Regions from separate parts of the Homo sapiens genome. Here region 2 is linked to region 1. A link is a loop called in an ENCODE intact Hi-C map of the cell type or tissue named here. Cell type or tissue: CD14-positive monocyte. All regions are shown on one strand. Links, peaks and the distances in the headings refer to the core of each region. The heading gives the core; the rest is flanking DNA. Region 1 overlaps CARS1 (cysteinyl-tRNA synthetase 1). Region 2 overlaps NAP1L4 (nucleosome assembly protein 1 like 4).

What was found. Hi-C counts contacts between places; a loop is a spot of excess contacts. Peaks named below come from ENCODE experiments on the same cell type or tissue, not always from the same donor. Only the 100,000 strongest peaks of a DNase experiment are listed, where the experiment ranks them.
Region 2: it touches region 1 in a loop (2.1-fold over the local background); 29 of 110 quality-filtered maps call a loop at or near these places.

What each region holds. Positions count from the first base shown.
Region 1 is chr11:3,033,974-3,042,304 of GRCh38, reverse strand. It overlaps CARS1 (cysteinyl-tRNA synthetase 1), which reads left to right. Exons shown (of 23, transcript NM_001014437.3): 3 at 49-140; 4 at 1,321-1,409; 5 at 2,374-2,470; 6 at 3,013-3,111; 7 at 4,106-4,255. It overlaps CARS1-AS1 (CARS1 antisense RNA 1), which reads right to left. Exons shown (of 2, transcript NR_046580.1): 2 at 1,045-1,525. Among named protein-coding and RNA genes, the nearest start is that of CARS1-AS1, 8.7 kb to the right of the region's middle. RefSeq lists an enhancer at 1,055-2,254. In CD14-positive monocyte, for the core only: CTCF peaks have their summits at 4,654 and 4,854 (motif pointing left); DNase peaks (open chromatin) are centred at 4,414, 4,834 and 5,664; H3K4me3 peaks cover 1,710 bases; H3K27ac peaks cover 3,497 bases.
Region 2 is chr11:2,972,268-2,980,598 of GRCh38, reverse strand. It overlaps NAP1L4 (nucleosome assembly protein 1 like 4), which reads left to right. Exons shown (of 16, transcript NM_005969.4): 2 at 1,362-1,392; 3 at 2,257-2,315; 4 at 4,476-4,575. The coding sequence starts at 1,379. Among named protein-coding and RNA genes, the nearest start is that of SNORA54, 13 kb to the right of the region's middle. In CD14-positive monocyte, for the core only: a CTCF peak has its summit at 4,843 (motif pointing left); a DNase peak (open chromatin) is centred at 4,818; H3K27ac peaks cover 2,717 bases.

The DNA.
Region 1 (8,331 bases), core at 283-8,282:
TTCCTGGTGCTGCCCCTGGACCCTGATCCTGCTCTCTCTGCCTCCCAGGCAAAGGCCGGCGTGTGCAGCCCCAGTGGTCCCCTCCTGCTGGGACCCAGCCATGCAGACTCCACCTTTACAACAGCCTCACCAGGAACAAGGTAAGGAGAACACAGATGCCGTGGCACACGCACACAATGGGGAGGCAGGAGGCAGGACAGCCCATGTGCCTTGTCGCACAACAGACTTCTCTGTTCCTTGTGTTGGGATCTGGAGTTCCATAAATCCAGGTTTAAGATCCTTCAGTCACTTCCATGTTATAGTCTCTGTGGCCCAGAGGCAGAGCTGTCCTCTGAAACCCAGACACGTGAAGTATCATGCCTCATGTGGAAGCCTGCCCATGACTTCTGGGCATGGATCACCCTGGCTTGTCTCTCGGACTCTGCCCAACCATGAGTACTTGAGGTCATCCACAGCCACGCCTTTCAGGAGGACGCGTGGTTGCAGCAGGTGGCACTGTATGAGCCAAGCAGGATGGACAAAACGGCAAACTGGCTGGATGTTGTTGGGAGCACAGCAGGTTTTGAGAAGAAGGCAGGATTGGTTCCTAACAGAATGGGGTTTGCATGGTTTGCTTGGCTCAGGGCATGGCCAGTGACTCCAGTGATTTCAGACCAGGCTCTGGGCGGGGCTGCTTGGATTTCCATCAGGGAGCATGTTTGGCAGACAGAGAGTCAGGTGTGAGGGAGTTCATGGCCTTCCTTGGGAAACTGGTTGAGGATGATGCCCCCAGAGAGGTCTGAGGGTGCTGGGATGTTGGGGAGTGGTGCCAGAGCAGCACCACGATTCAGGGGTCCTGGCCTCCAAGCCGCGCTCCCCCAACAGGGACTGACCCTGGCCAAGTGTTGTCTGCCTCAGTTTCTTCATCCGTAAAAAGAAAATGACATAACCTACGTCCTAGAGTGTACTGCATATTGAATATTTAGCTCAGGGCCTGGCACATGGTAGGTACTCAGTAAATATTAGCTGTGTTATTGTTAAATAAGCAGCATTTCAACAATCAATAAAATCATTGATTCCCTTTATCGCCTCCCTCCATAGATGAGTAGAACCCCAGGGAGGAAGAGGCCCCACCCACCCAGGGCTCAGTTGGTGGGAGGTGCCGTACATCTCACTGGGCTCCCACTGAGACTGTGACTTTTCACAGTAAAACAAAATGGTCTCTGTTGAATTGTTTACACTAAACACAAACCACACTGTGATGTTTGTTGCTGTTTTTGGTAATCCTGTGCAGTGTTTCTTGCATTTCTTGTGATCGTCATTCCTTCATTCCTAACAAAGGAAGTGTTCATACCTCAAGATGGGAAAAAGGTGACGTGGTATTGCTGTGGGCCAACCGTCTATGACGCATCTCACATGGGGCACGCCAGGTAGGTCCACCGCGGGGTGTCCCTGCAGCTTCTGCAGTTGCACGCAGAAGTCAGAGCCATTGGGATCCACAGCAGCGATCTTAGGTCCACAAAGATCTTAGATCTGCTACAGAGACCTGAGATTTGAGGAATCAAGACTGAATTTCTTCTCTTATTTTTAAGATGAAAATTTTAATGCCATAAGTAATCTATATTCACTGCAGAAAGACTACAGATCACCAAAAAGAAAATGTCCATAGCCCCACTGCTAACATGCTGGACTCGACCTGGGCACTTTTTCTCACATACCTTAAAGTTTTCTCTCATCCCTCAAGCTCTCGTGGGGTCCCCAGATGCTGAGTTCCCGTGACACTCAGACCTGACAGGCCTGACGCTGGGTTGGCTGTGACCGCCCCCCGACCACTGGATGGTCATGGCTGTAGCTCCTGACGAGTAGCTGGCTGTTGGGGTAAATGCCACAGAGTCCTTTTATGTGTTCATGTTTTAGTTGCAGTGCCAAGGTCATGTATAGTCAACCCTTGAACAACCTGGAGGGTAGAGGGTGTGACCCTCTGCACAGTTGAAAATCCACACATAACTTTTGATTCCCCAAAAACTTCACCACTAAAATAGCCTCCTGTTGACCAATAGCATGCCAGTCAATGAACACATATTTTGTATATACATTACATACTGTATTCCTAATGATAAAGGAAGCCAGAGAAAAGAAAATATTATGAAGAAAATCATAAGGGAGAGGCAATATATTTACTATTCATTAGGTGGAAGTGGATCATTATAAAGGTCATCATCCTTGCCATCTTCACGTTGAGTAGACTGAGGAGGAGAAGGGGGGGTCTTGCTGTTTCAGGGATGGCAGAGAAAATCATATATAAATGCACTCATGCAGTTCAAACACGTGTTGTTGGAGGTTAAGCTATACATATCGTCTGGTGTGGAAATGTTTGTTTTTTCATTGCTTTAGGTCCTACATCTCTTTTGATATCTTGAGAAGAGTGTTGAAGGATTACTTCAAATTTGATGTCTTTTATTGCATGAACATTACGGATATTGATGACAAGGTAAAGGGAATTTGTAAGATTAAATTTTAAATGCAATTGGATGGTGTAAAAGAAGATAGAACTTTCGCATAAGTAAATAATGTAGGCTTGAGCTAGCTTGTGTTTTCACCTGATAAACATCATTTTAATCCCCTCAGTGAGTTAATATTACCACTTCTGCTACTGATATGATCATTTCTATGATGTTCAGACACGGTTAGAAACCTGCATGTTGCTCAGGGGTCGGTAGCCCTGGGTGTTTTGCAGAAGGAAGGCCTCCCACAGCACGCACTTCGACATGTGGCTTGCAGGGGAAGCTGGGGCCCCCAGGGCTCATTTCATTAAGCGTCAGAAAGATCATGTTAGGCCTTGGGCACTACTTGGCAGGTGGGAGATGGAGGGTGGTGTTTCTATTTGATGATGGTGTGCACGTCCGGGGCCCACAGTTGTCTCCCACCACCCTCACCCTCACTTAGAGTTGGCCAAGGGAGAGAGTGGCCTGCTGCAGAGGGATGCATGTGGGATCCAAGCATCACTCCCCAATGTCTGCCTTCCCTCCCCAGATCATCAAGAGGGCCCGGCAGAACCACCTGTTCGAGCAGTATCGGGAGAAGAGGCCTGAAGCGGCACAGCTCTTGGAGGATGTTCAGGCCGCCCTGAAGGTGGGCCTCTTGCTGTCTGCTCTAGAAACCGAGCCCTTTGCTTTCTGTTCTCGGTCCTTTGTAGGCTACTGTCCCTAGGGTAGTGTCAGTCTCACAGGCTTTCACAAAGTGTATGTTACTCAAGCCAGTTCCGTCAGGGGCGCTGAAGTCTCCATAGGTAAGGTCCCCTGGCCTGTGACAAAGTCACCAGCAAAGATGTACTGGAGTGGAGTGGAGAGTAGGTGACATTCCTGCCACTTACAGGAAAACAACTGAATTCATCACAGTGCCACTAATTACACTTATAAAAATGCTTACCAATATTGCTGTCTAATTTTCAATGCCAAGGTTACAACTAAATCAGAAACTTCTGCCCAAGATACAAAAGCTATACTAAGCTTTTTAATTTGGTAATACTGTAAATTTTCAGAATCTTTTGAAGAAATTAGTTCTCTCTAGTATTTTCATTCTGAATAACCATCGTTATATACTTATTTTTATTACAATAGTAAGAATAGGTCATTTTACTCTCTACTAATTATCCTTAGTAATTACAGTAATCATTATGGATATGCTTATGGCATTTTATCTCTGGAATTAAAAACAGGAATAAAATTAGAGCTGAGCAATCTTTTAGGTCAGTGAGGCCTGAGTACCTTCCTGATGGATGTGTCTGCAGCACACCTCAGAACACACTGGGTGGCCTACTTTTCCTCATCCCCAGAACAGCCCTAGAAATACTGCTCTCACACCCAATTTGCATTGGAGAAACTGAGGCACAGAGAGGTTAGGTGCCCTGTCCAGGGTCACACGTGAGAGGGCAGAACCAGGAGCTCCTGAGCCGGGAGCTTCAGTCTCTCTTAGTTCCTTACTGCCTGGCCACTTGGGTTGCACACTTCTCTATCTCTATGGGGCCATGGGAAAAACCGTTCTGTTTTCTACCTGGAATCACCTTTATGAATTTAGGTTTTGCTGAGCAGTATCTAATAGATTTGACGTCTCTTTATGGTTGCAGCCATTTTCAGTAAAATTAAATGAGACCACGGATCCCGATAAAAAGCAGATGCTCGAACGGATTCAGCACGCAGTGCAGCTTGCCACAGAGCCACTTGAGAAAGCTGTGCAGTCCAGACTCACGGGAGAGGAAGTCAACAGCTGTGTGGAGGTGAGGCTTCACACATCTCCCAGACAGCCCGTTCGGGTCAAATGTCGGGCCGTGCATAGACTGATCTGTGTGCACGGATTGATTCCACAGATTGTCTTAGTGGAAGACACTCTGTGTCTCCAGTAGCTCCACTGTGGCAGGCGGCCCTGTTCTGCGGTGGCTGAGTCAGTGCCCCTCCCCTCCCACACCCCTTTGCCCCATTTCCTGGGTGCAGAGCCTGTGCCACTGGAAGGAGACTCGGGATCCACACCCTCCCACCACTTCCATCAGATAGGCAGGAGGTGCACTTGGAACGTGGGGAGGCAGCCTTCTGTCGAAGTGTTCCAAGATTCTCCAGCGGACTCTCCCCACACCAGCTGGAGAAGGAGGAGCAGGGATTAACATTGAATTGAGCATTGAGGCCTGTGGGTACCTACTGAGCTTGGGGCCTTCACGTTGACCAGCTCTCCTGCCCCTGCCAATATCTCCTTCAGACACAGGGCAGAGACCTGGGTGCAGAGGGGACCCTGCCCTCTTCCTCAGGCCTTTCCCTGTGGCTGGCGCCCTGGACACAGTCAGGAAGGCCTTCTCCTTTGTGCCAGCGCCGCCTGCTGGTCACCCTTTAAGAACTCGATGGAAAAGAGAAGAGACGGCTGCAGCTGTGTGTAGAAAAAGAGGCCCCACTGAGGCCGCAGCCCTGCCTTCCCTCACCACTGCCCTGGCCCCACCTCAGTGATGGGGCAGGGAGTCTGTGTCTGCCCTTCGCCAGCATGTTTCTTTCTAGTTTGGTCTCTTCTGTGTCCTGACTCAGCAGATCGCTTCGTTGCGCCTGTTTCCAAACTTCACGGAAACACGCCACGTGTATGTAGTCGTCAGTGTGCTTTCACCCAAGCTGTGCTTCTGGGACGACCCACATGTGGTCACTGTCACTGCCTCAGTGCCTGCCTGGGAGCCGAGCTGTTTGTCTGTTCTCCTGGGACGGGCAGTTAGGTTTCCTTCTTACCAACAATGCTGCTGTAATTTTTTTCCCAGTTGTTCCACTAATATTCTTTTTTTTTTTTTAATTGTGGTAAAACACACATCATAAGAAATTTACCATCTTAGCCATTTTTAAAAACTTTTTTTTTGTAGAGACAGGGTCTTTTTGTGTCTGGTTTATTTTGCCCAGCATAGTGTGCCCATGGTTGACCCATGCTGTAGTGCATGTCAGACTCTGCTTCCTTCCTATGGCTGAATGATACTCTGTTGTGTATAGATGGGCCACATTTTGCTCATCCTTTCACCTGCCCGTGGACACGTGGGTTGTTTCCACCTTTTGGAGATGCAAGTAATGCTGCTATAAACCTGGGTGTACAAATATCTGTTTGGGTTCCTGCTTTCACTTCTTTTGGGGATATACACGGAAGTGGAATTGCTGGGTCATGTGATGATTCTATTTTTGATATTCTGCGTAACCACCGTATTGTTTCTGCAGTGGCTGCACTATTACACATTCCCACCCATAGTGCATGGGGTTCTGTTTTCTCCACATCCTTGCCAAAGCTTGTTATTCTTCATTTTTTTCATCCCAGTAGGTGTGAGGTGGTATACTGTGGTTTTGGTTTGCATTTCCTTAATGGCTAGTGATGTGGAGTGTCTTTTGCTGAACTGTGAGTTGTTTTGTGTTGTCTCTAGGTGGACATTTGCAAGTTTCTTTAGGCCATATACCTGCAAGTGGAATCGCTGGGTTGTGTAGGATATATGTGAGTGACTGTCGGGGGTTCCCAACACTGCCCACACATTCTGGGGCCCTAGAAGGACTCATGAGACTCGGCATCGAGTTATCATCTTGTCTAAGGTTTGTAGCAGTGACACAGCGAGGAGCAGAAGCTCAGGCGGAGTCTTCAATCATCCATGGGCAGGCTGCTGAAGCTTCCTCCCTGCCTCCCATGAGGGGACACAGCACACTCTCCCCCACCAGGAAAAAAATGCAGCCACATGTGTGAAATGTCCCTCCCTAGGGAAGCCCATCACATAGGCACCCTCTGCCTGGCACGTGCCGCAATTCCTGACTCCCCAGGAGGAAAGCTGGTGTTCCACCTGCATAAGCCACAGTGTTTGTTCAACAGCCCACTGGGGGCTGCTGCCACAGAGCTGGGTTTCCCGGCCTCTTAGCACAGGGGACATTTCAGCTCCTGGATGCCAGCTAATGGCCAGCTCTGTAGGCAGGCCTTTCTCAGGTGGCAGACACAGACCTTCTAGGCTCACTTTTATCTTCATAGTAGCCATATCAGAAATGTCTATATGGCCAGGCACAGTGGCTCACACTTGTAATCCCAGCACTTTGGGAAGCCAGGGCAAGAGGATCACTTGAGCCCAGGAGCTCCAGACCAGCCTAGGCAAAATAGTGAGACTCTATTTCTACAAAACTTTTAAAAATTAGCCAAGCATGGTGATGCAAGCCTGTGGTTCCAGCTACTGGGGAGGCTGAGGTGAGACAATCACCTGAGCCCAGGAGTTTGAGGCTGCAGTGAGCCATGAACACACCACTGCACTCCAGCCTGGGCAGCAGAGTGAGACCCAGACTCTTAAAAAAAAAGAAAGAAATGTCTATGCAAATTTCTTCTTCTTCTACCACATTTTGGGTGTGCTGTGTATTTGCACATACACCTGCATTTGTATTGTTGGATTCTTCCCTTTCATCAGTCAATGAATGTGAAGTGCTGATTGCTGTGGTTTGAATGTCCCTTTTTCCAACCTCTCCTGAGACTGAGCATCTTGTCAAGTGCTTGCTTCCAGCTGTGATTCTGTGCCCCCATCTCTCCCCCTTTCCCATGAGGTTATTGGTCCTTTTCTTACTGTTTTGTATCATTCTTATGTCTTCTGATACTAATTACTATGATTTGAATGTTTGTCCCCTCCAAAACTCATGCTGAAACTTAATCCCTAGTGTAACAGTATTAAGAGGTAAGGCCTTTTAGAGGTGATCGAGTCATGAGAGCTCTGCCCTCATGAATGGGTTAATGGATTAATGGGTTATCACAGAAGTGGGGTAGTTATCATGAGAGTGGGGCTGTTACAGAAGCCAGTTTGGCCCTCATGAGCCCCCTGGCCATGTGATGCTCTGCGCCACCTTGGGACTCTGGGAAAAGTCCCCACCAGCAAGAAGGCCCAGAACAGATGTGGCCCCTTGACCTTGAACTTTCCAGCCTACAGAATTGTAAGAAATAAATTTTATTTAAAAATTACCCATTCCCAGGCAGGGCATCGTGGCTCATGCCTGTAATCCCAGCACTTTGGGAGGCTGAGGTGGGCAGATCACGAGGTCAGGAGATCGAGACCATCCTGGCCAACATGGTGAAACCCCGTCTCTACTAAAAATAAAAAAAAAAAAATTAGCTGGGTGTTGTGGCGTGTGCCTGTAATCCCAGCTACTTGGGAGGCTGAGGTGGGAGAATCCCTTGAACCAGGGAGTCAGAGGTTGCAGTGAGCCGAGATCGTGCTGTTGCACTGCAGCCTGGCGACGAAGCAAGACTCCGTCTCAAAAAGAAAAAAAATTTTACCCATTCCCGGCCAGGCGCAGTGGGTCACGCCTGTAATCCTAGCACTTTGGGAGGCTGAGGCGGGCGGATCACCTGAGGTCAGGGGTTTGAGACCAGCCTGGCCAACATGGCAAAACCCCGTTGCTACTAAAAATACAAAAATTAGCCAAATGTGGTGGCGCGCGTCTGTAATCCCAGCTACTCTGGAGGCTGAGGCAGGAGAATAGCTTGAAACCAGGAGGCGGAGGTTGCAGTGAGCCGAGATCACGCCACTGCATTCCAGCCTGGGAAACAGAGTGAGACTGTCTCAAAAAAACAAAACAAAACAAAACAAAAAACAGAAAACAAAAAAAAGAACAAACAAACAAAAAAACAGAAAACAGACTAAGACACGAATTCATCTCTGTTACATGTTGGCATGTGTTTGTGTCTCTTAATTCTGTTCTGTTGGTCAAATTGTCCAGCCCAGACCAGGTGCAGTGGCTCGTTCCTGTAATCATAGCACCTTGGGAGGCCAAGGCAAGAGGATCCCTTGAGCCCAGGAGTTTGAGATCAGCCGGGACAACATAGTGAGAC
Region 2 (8,331 bases), core at 26-8,025, 61 kb after region 1:
AGTTTAAGGAACTTCGTAACCACACCTGTATTATTTTACATTTAAGGACCTTTTTAAGCTGTGCATTTAGCTGTTACTTTAAATGCATTTAGATTAGATTTTGAAATTGTATAGGCCAGGCGTGTTGACTCACACCTGTAATCCCAACACTTTGGTAGGCTGAGGTGGGAGGATCTCTTGAGGCCAGGAGTTTGGGACTCAGCCTGGGCAACTTAGCCAGACCCTATCTCTACAAAAAATAAAATTAGCTGGGCATGGTGGCCTGCGCCTGTTGTCCCAGCTACTCAGGAGGCTGAGATGGGAGGATTGCTTGAGCCCAGTAAGTTGAGGCTGCAGTGAGCCAGGATTGCATCACTACACTGCAGCCTTGGTGACTGAGATCCTGTCTCAAAAAAAATGATAACTTTTTTTTAGTTTTATTAATATCAAGTTCTTCTATTTAAGAAGTAAATGCCCTAGAACACACCCTTAATATTCAGTTACAATGTCATCTAATTCTACCAATATAGAAATAATCATCTTTAAAAGTGGAATAATACTGAGTATATTACACAAGGTTTTTACACAAGCAATACATCCTCAGTGTAGAAGTAATGGAAGATACGGAATAAACAAATGCAATTAGAAAATAATCCCATAAGTTAATTTGAAAGTGTAAACACCAGTAAATGCTTTGACTTACTCTAAAATGGTTGGGCTATCATTAATGTATGTTTGTGTTGCCGAATGTATTATAAAAAATAAGGCAAATTAGAATTAATGTTATTCTGAAGTCTGGTTATTTTAGTGCCAATAAGATAATTTTATTTTATTTTATTTTTTTTTTTAGATGGAGTTTCACTCTTGTTGCCCAGGCTGGAGTGCAGTGGCATGATCTCCGCTCGCTGCAACCTCCGCCTCCTGGGTTCAAGTGATTCTTCTGCCTCAGCCTCCTGAGTAGCGGGGATTACAGGCGTGCACCACCACGCTCAGCTAATTTTGTATTTTTAGTAGAGATGGGGTTTCACCATGTTGGTCAGGCCGGTCTCGAACTCCTGAGCTCAAGTGACCCACCCACCTCGGCCTCCCAAAGTGCTTGGATTACAGGCGTGAACCACCGCGCCAGGCCGAGAAATTTTTTTATGAGTAAAGTTTGTGTGTGATGAAATGCACAGATCTGAAGTGTATAGTTTAATAAGCTTTAACAAGTGTATATACTCAGGTAACCTCAGTCAAGATCTAGAACATTTTCATCACTCTAGAAAGTTCCCTCCTGTCCCTTCTAGTGGACTCCATCCCACAGATAACCGTTGTTTAAAAAGTATATTGAACAAACATTTTTGCTTATGAATATAATTATTACAACTCTTTTTAATTTATAGGGGATAAAAACATTCAGATGGCAGATCACAGGTAAGCCAAAGTGGACTTTGTTTATTGGAGTTTAAAATTCAGTTGGTGAGCAACAGCCAAGCCATTTTTCAATAAATAATTAGAATCAAAGTTAAATGCATTTCAGCGTCTAGCTGATGGCTCATTTCTTGTGTATGTATTTGAGCACGTAAAGAAATTACTTCCGACATGAACAGTGCCTCAGACATTGACACTACAGATCTTTTATGGAAAGCAATCGTTTTGCTCTCCATGCTTTAACACCCCTGGGGTGAAGTTAGGTAATTTTGACACTCTCCTAACAGTCTGTAGTTGTCAGTGATCAAGTGGAAGATTTTGTTTTGTGGATTGAGGGTTACTTTTAGTTGTGTATATTATTTGATGTTTATTTTTTGTGAGGGAGGTGTGTCCAGGCATCTTTAAAAACTGTTTCATGGCTCATTTTACACTTGTTGTGGCTAATTTTACAAAGCCACTTTGGGCACTGTCTTAACTTGGTAAGACTGCCTTGCTCTGATCACATGAGCAGCTGACCAAACAGTAACATGTTCGTTGGTTGATGGGTTTGGTTTGAGGGCTGGGAGCAGATTTTTTGAGGAAAGAAGCTGTAGAAATGAGAGCTAAGAAGCTTTGGCTAAGGTTGGAAATAAGAACTTTGTAGGGCTTTATGTTTGGGAGAGGAGAGGGGATGTTACGTAGTAGAATATTTTTATAGCAGAGAGGACAGCCTCTGAGATAACATGCACATTGGTAGTTTTCTTCTGCCCAAATCTGACGTCACTGTACAGATACCTCTTAATATATTGAATAAGAAACATGTCCATTTGTGCTATGTCTTTGGAACTTTCTTTACAGTAATACTTTTTAAACATACTGTTGTTTTAGTTTTTCAGATGGGGTTCCTTCAGATTCCGTGGAAGCTGCTAAAAATGCAAGTAACACAGGTCAGTCCACTGCACATGGAGAGTTTGCATCCAGTATGGGGAACGTTCCTCTCTCTGGAAACATTTATTAATGCAAGTAAAGGATTCCTGTACTGCAGTGGTTTTAGGAAAGCTAGAGTAATTAAAATGAAAAATCAGTATCTCATTAACAAAAGATGTATTTATTATAGGAATTCAGACTCTACAGTAGTAAAGAGAGTAATAGTACAGTCTACCTTCTTGTAGCTACCATCAGTGAGCTTTAGTATTGATTAACAAATGACCAGTCTTTTTTCTTATTTTTGAGATGGAGCCTTGCTGTGTTACCCAGGCTGGTCTTGGACTCCTGGGCTCAAGCAGTTTCCTGCCGCAGCCTCCCAGGTAGTTGGGGCTACAGGCACAGACCACTGCTCCTGGCCATTTTTTTTTTTTTTTTTTAAGTCTATACCCTTTACTTTCCTTCCTTTGGAAAGCAAATCCTAAGAATGTCATTTTGTTCATAAATTCACAGATGTGATATTTTTCCACCATTAAAAAAAACTATATCTGTACTCCCCACTCCCTCCAAACTGTTTGAAAGCAAGTGGTGGATATCTATTTTCCTAAAACAATTCTACAATGTCATTACCAAGAAACTTAACACTGGAGCAATACCATTCTCTAATAGACAGTCATGCTCCTGTTTCCCTGGTTTTCTCAGCAATTTTTACCCCACGCCCGAATCTAGCACCTATTCAAGGATCATGCGTTTTGTTTTGTTCTAGAGTCATCTCCCTACCTTTTGCATCTTTTATTAATACATCAACATATCAGCGCTCTGGGCCACTGTTGTCTTATAGAATGCTCACAGTCTGGATTTGCCCAGTCGTTTCTTCCTGATGAGATTCAGGGTAAACATTTTGGCAAGAAGGGCACACAGGTAACATGATGCAGTGGTCGTTGGTTCCGGAGGCACAGGGTGTTGGCTCGGCACCTGCCCAAGGACACTGAGATTGATGATTAAGACAGTGCCTGCCAGACTTCTCTGTTACCAAGGTCCTTTCACCTTGGAAGCAATCTGTCAGGCACGTGTAGATATCCTCTTCCTCTTCAGCAAACTTTCACACGGAGGTTTTAGCACCCATTCATATGTGTTTGTATATGCATGTAGTATTTATATACTACACATGTGTACACAGTTTTATATATACAAATTACGTACCTTAAATACACTTCATGTGCTTCATGTTAGTGGTTGTGTTTGCAGTTCTATTATGAATGTTTAAAATTGAGTGCCTGCTTGGTGTGTTTGACTTACCCACATCATGGGAGAATACTCGGGATGGGAGAATACTCGGGATGGGAGAATACTCGGGTATGTACTGGCTCTAAGCAAGGGAAGGGCGCTGGGTTTGGATTTCTGTATTGTGTCATTAAGAGGGAGATTGTTAAGAGTCTGTGTCATGAGCCAGATGTCTGCCACTTCATAGTCACAACTGGGTAAAAGGACAGTCACTACCTTGTCAGGATCTCATTCATTGGTTTATTGGGAAATGGGCTTATAAATACAAACAGCTTGGTATTGTGAGCTCACTACACATGTAGGTTAGCCCTAAGTGGGGTGGAATGGTCAGAAGTGCTTCCTGGAGGGAGGTGGGTTTGGGCAGAAGGACATTCAAGGCAGAGGCGAGTAGCACATGCAAAGAAAACTTAGGGAACAGTGCTGGCAGAGAGCTAGTGAGCCTTGGGCTCTCCTGGACTGTGAAGTCTATGGCACCACAGTGAGCAAGGGAGCTAGTGGATGCTCTTTTACTTTGAGGAACTGATCTCATCTCTGTTCGTGGCTTCTGGACACCACCATGGGACTTGGGGGTAGACCATGTGAACTTACATTAATGATGTCCTCAGTTGTTTAAGTCTGGTGCTTAAACAGCCACAGTCCTGGTGAGAGCCAGGACTCTCTAGGTGTTTATTCAGTAAATTTGTAACTACCCATCAGGTGATTAACCCAGAGTGTTAAATGCTCTTAAAATAAATTTTAATTATTTTCAAAACATGTTTAAGAAGTCACTGGTGTATGTATTTAGAAATTAGTAGATGTAAATCTAGGCAAAGCTAAGTAGATATGTTACTAATTTTTGACTCTTGGCTATTGTGTGTGGTGGGCATATTTTAAATATGTTTGGTCTTAACTCTTCATAGAAAAGCTCACAGATCAGGTGATGCAGAATCCTCGAGTTCTGGCAGCTTTACAGGAGCGACTTGACAATGTCCCTCACACCCCTTCCAGCTACATCGAAACGTAAGTGTGCTGTGAATAGGGTCTCATGCAATTTGGAGAAACAAAAGGAAAATAAAGGAAAAACCACTTTTCAGTTCCCCAGAACAGGATTAAATGTTTTTTTCGTTCCAAGACATTGTCTATGAGAGACAGGCACTGGGATATGAGAGGAGTGACCCTACCCGGTGCCTAGGCTGAGAGTTTGCCTGGTGGATGGAGTAGCGTGACCTGTCAGTTCTGATAGGAAGTGCACAGTGCCATCCTGTGGAGGGCTAGAGGACTTCACAGATCATCTGAGTTGGAGAGGACAGCTGGTGGCTCCTAAGTTAAACTAAGAGAACCACTCCTTCCTGACTTACCCACATGAGCCTGTGACACCAACACCTTAAAAAAAAAAAACTGGGCATAGTGCCGCATGCCTATGAGTTTTCACTACCCTCCAGCCTGGGTGACAGTGAGACTGTCTTTAAGAAAAAAAAAAAGATGGGGTCTCACTGTATTTCCTAGGCTGGTTTTGAACTCATGGCCTCAATTGGTTCTCCCGCCTCAGCCTCTCAAAATGCTGGGATAACGGGTGAGCTACCGTGCCTGGCTGACACCTTTGCTTTCTTAAGAGAGGCCTATGTGCTAGATGTATTGCACTATGAAAATGATAAGGGTGGTGATCCTAGAATCCTAGGATGGCTCTTGTCAGGACCTCTCTTACTTCTGGAAGGAATTTTTGGTTTTTGAGTTGGAGTCTCACTGTTGTTCAGGCTGGAGTGCAGTGGCATGTAATAGTTCATTGTAACCTTGAACTCCTGAGCTCAAGTAATCCTTCTACCTCAGCCTCCAGAGTAGTTGGAACTATAGGCATGCACCACCATGCATGGCAATTTTTTTTTTTTTTTTTAAAGGGATGAGCTGTTACTGGGCTTCCATCTATAATTGGGTCAGGGCTTGGTCTCCCAGGAGGCCCCACCTTCCAGCTGGTTTCCCCAGTCAGGACTGCCAGGGCTATTACGACAAGAAGGGGACATTTATTTTTTATTTTTATTTTTTGAGACAGACTCTTGCTCTGTCATCCAGGCTGGAGTGCAACTTCCGCCTCCCGGGTTCAAGTGATTCTCCTGCCTCAGCCTCCTGAGTAGCTGGAATTGCAGGTGCACGCCACCACTCCCAGCTAGTTTTTTGTAGTTTTATTTATTTCACTGTACGTTCTGGAGTAGATGTGCTGAGTGTTCAGGTTTGTTACATAGGTATACATGTGCCATGGTGATTTGCTGCACGTGTTTTTTTGTTTGTTTTGTTTTGTTTTGTTTTTGTATTTTTAGTAGAGACAGGGATTTGCCATGTTGGCCAGGCTGATCTCCAGCTCCTGACCTCAGGTGATCTGCCCACCTTGGCCTCCCAAAGTGCTGGGATTATAGGCATGAGCCACTGCGCCTGGCCTAGAAGGTGACATTCAGAGTTTGCTTTGCCCATTTAGAAGCTTCTCAGAGATTACTTAGTGGGCAAGGTGTTTTGATGTTATTTTTTTTGCAGACTAGATTGATGGGATGGGGTGATACTGAGTGGGAGTGGCAAGAATGAGAATGAGTAATGGTTTCTAGTTTTCTCGCTTTAGAAACTGGGTTGGTGGGGTGGCATTCTGTGAGAGGAACTGCTTGAGTGGGATCAGGTTTATGTGGGACTAGAAGTGGTTCCATATTAGCCATATTGCAGGAAAAGTGCCGGCAGAGGGCTGGGTGTAGTTGGTGTGAATGATTGAAGGACTGTTGGGGGCACACTAGGGTCCAGTTTGTTTAACATCCTTTGTCTAAATGACGAGTTAATGGGTGCAGCACACCAACATGGCACATGCATACGTATGTAACAAACCTGCACGTTGTGCATTTGTACCCTAAAACTTAAAGTATAATTAAAAAAAAAAATCCTTTGTCATTTTACTTCAGTTGGAAAGCTTCAAAAATTAAACTAATTTAAAATTGTATAATTAGCCAGGCATGGTAGCTCACACCTGTAATCCTAGCACTTTGGGAGGCCGAGGCAGGCAGATTGCTTGAGCTCAGGAGTTCGAGACCAGCCTGGGCAACATGGTCAAACCCCTACTCTACAGGATGCAAAAAAATTAGCTGGGCATGGTGATGTGCCCCTGTAGTCCAACTATTCAGGATGCTGAGGTGGGAGTATCATTTGAGCCCAGAAAGTTGAGGCTACAGTGAGCCGAGATCGCACCAGTGCACTGCAGCCTGGGCAACAGAGTGAGATCCTGTCACAATAAATGAATGAATGAATGACCAGTGCAGAAAAGGGGTAAAAATGGCAGTGGGAGTCTACCATTTTGTTAAATTCTTTCTGCTTTTCCCTTTTTTTCATCTACTACTAGCAGTAGTTCTAGAATGTTAAGCATTATTTGAGAGTCTTTGCTTAAACTAAGGACCTTTAGCTTGAGGTAGCTGTGGTTGTATTTCACCCAGGAGAGTGGTCCTTTGGGATGCAAGGCAGTTGTTCTAATACCTCCCAGACCAGTGATATGTGTGTGTGACTTGCCTACTGCTCTGTGCTGTCTGTTGTTGGAGGGTAAGTCAAGTGCTTAGACTTGAAGACTCTGATTGTGTGAATGAGTATTCAAGATGCAGGACCCAGGGCCCTGCCCCAGGTAGATTATTTGGGTCTATGATGAGGCCAGGAATCTGCTGTTCAGTCCACATGATTGTGACCAGGGGCTTCGTTTTGAACAAATAGTTTTGATGGGTTAAACAAGGATTTTTCTTCTGATTTATAAAAGTTATACATAACAACTATTTTTTAAAACATAGAACAGAATTGAAAGGCAAACTCATAGTTGACCTGACTCTCCAGGACAAAGTTGTGTTGCCTGTGGTCTGTGTTTCTCAGATTTTTTCCTCCAGTGTGTTAACAAGTGTGGATTCCCACGTGGCACTAAATATTCCTGGACAGTGTGATTATGAATAGGCCATATTTGAATGCTGTTGCACTTGCATTGTCCAGTTTTTCACTTGTACAGATCTATCGACGGACACTCCAGCATAAATACTTGATTAGGATAAATTTTTTTTTTTCCTTTTGGTAAGATAGGGTCTTGCTCTGTTTCCCAGGCTGGAGTGCAGTAGCGCAATCATAGCTCCCTGCTGCCTTGACCTCACAGACTCAAGTGATCCTCCCACCTCAGCCTCCTGAGTAGCTGGGACTACAGGCGCACACCATCATGCCTTGCTAATTTTTTAAAATTTTTTTGTAGAGAGAGGTCTTGCTGTATTGCTCAGGCTGGTCTTGGAGTCCTGCCCTCAAGCAATCCTACCTTGGCCTCCCAGAGTGGTGGGATTACAGGCATGAGCCACTGCGCCCAGCCTTAAGGATAAATTCTTAGAAATAGAATTACTGGGTCCAAAGAACATTTTCAATATTTCTGCCCTTCAGAAAGATGAGTCAGTTAGAGGGCTTCTTGGCCCTTAGCCTCGTAAAACCTGGGTGTTTTGTTTTGGTTTTTAATTGCCAATTTGGTAAGGAAAAGCTGAGTGTTCTTAAATGTTTGCATTCTTTTGGATATTTTATGAAATTGAATCTTTCTTCATGTTTGACAATTTGTGTTTTTTCTTTTGTGAATTATTTTTTCTGCTTCCTCCTGTATCCTTTTTTTCCTGTTGGGGTATTGTCCTTTTCTTAATTTTTAAGAGGTCTTGTTCATAGTAAGGATGTTGATTCCATGTTAACCTAAATTTATTTTAATAAAATTGAAAAGCATGCTGCTTTATTTTGCAGGCATGAGGATGT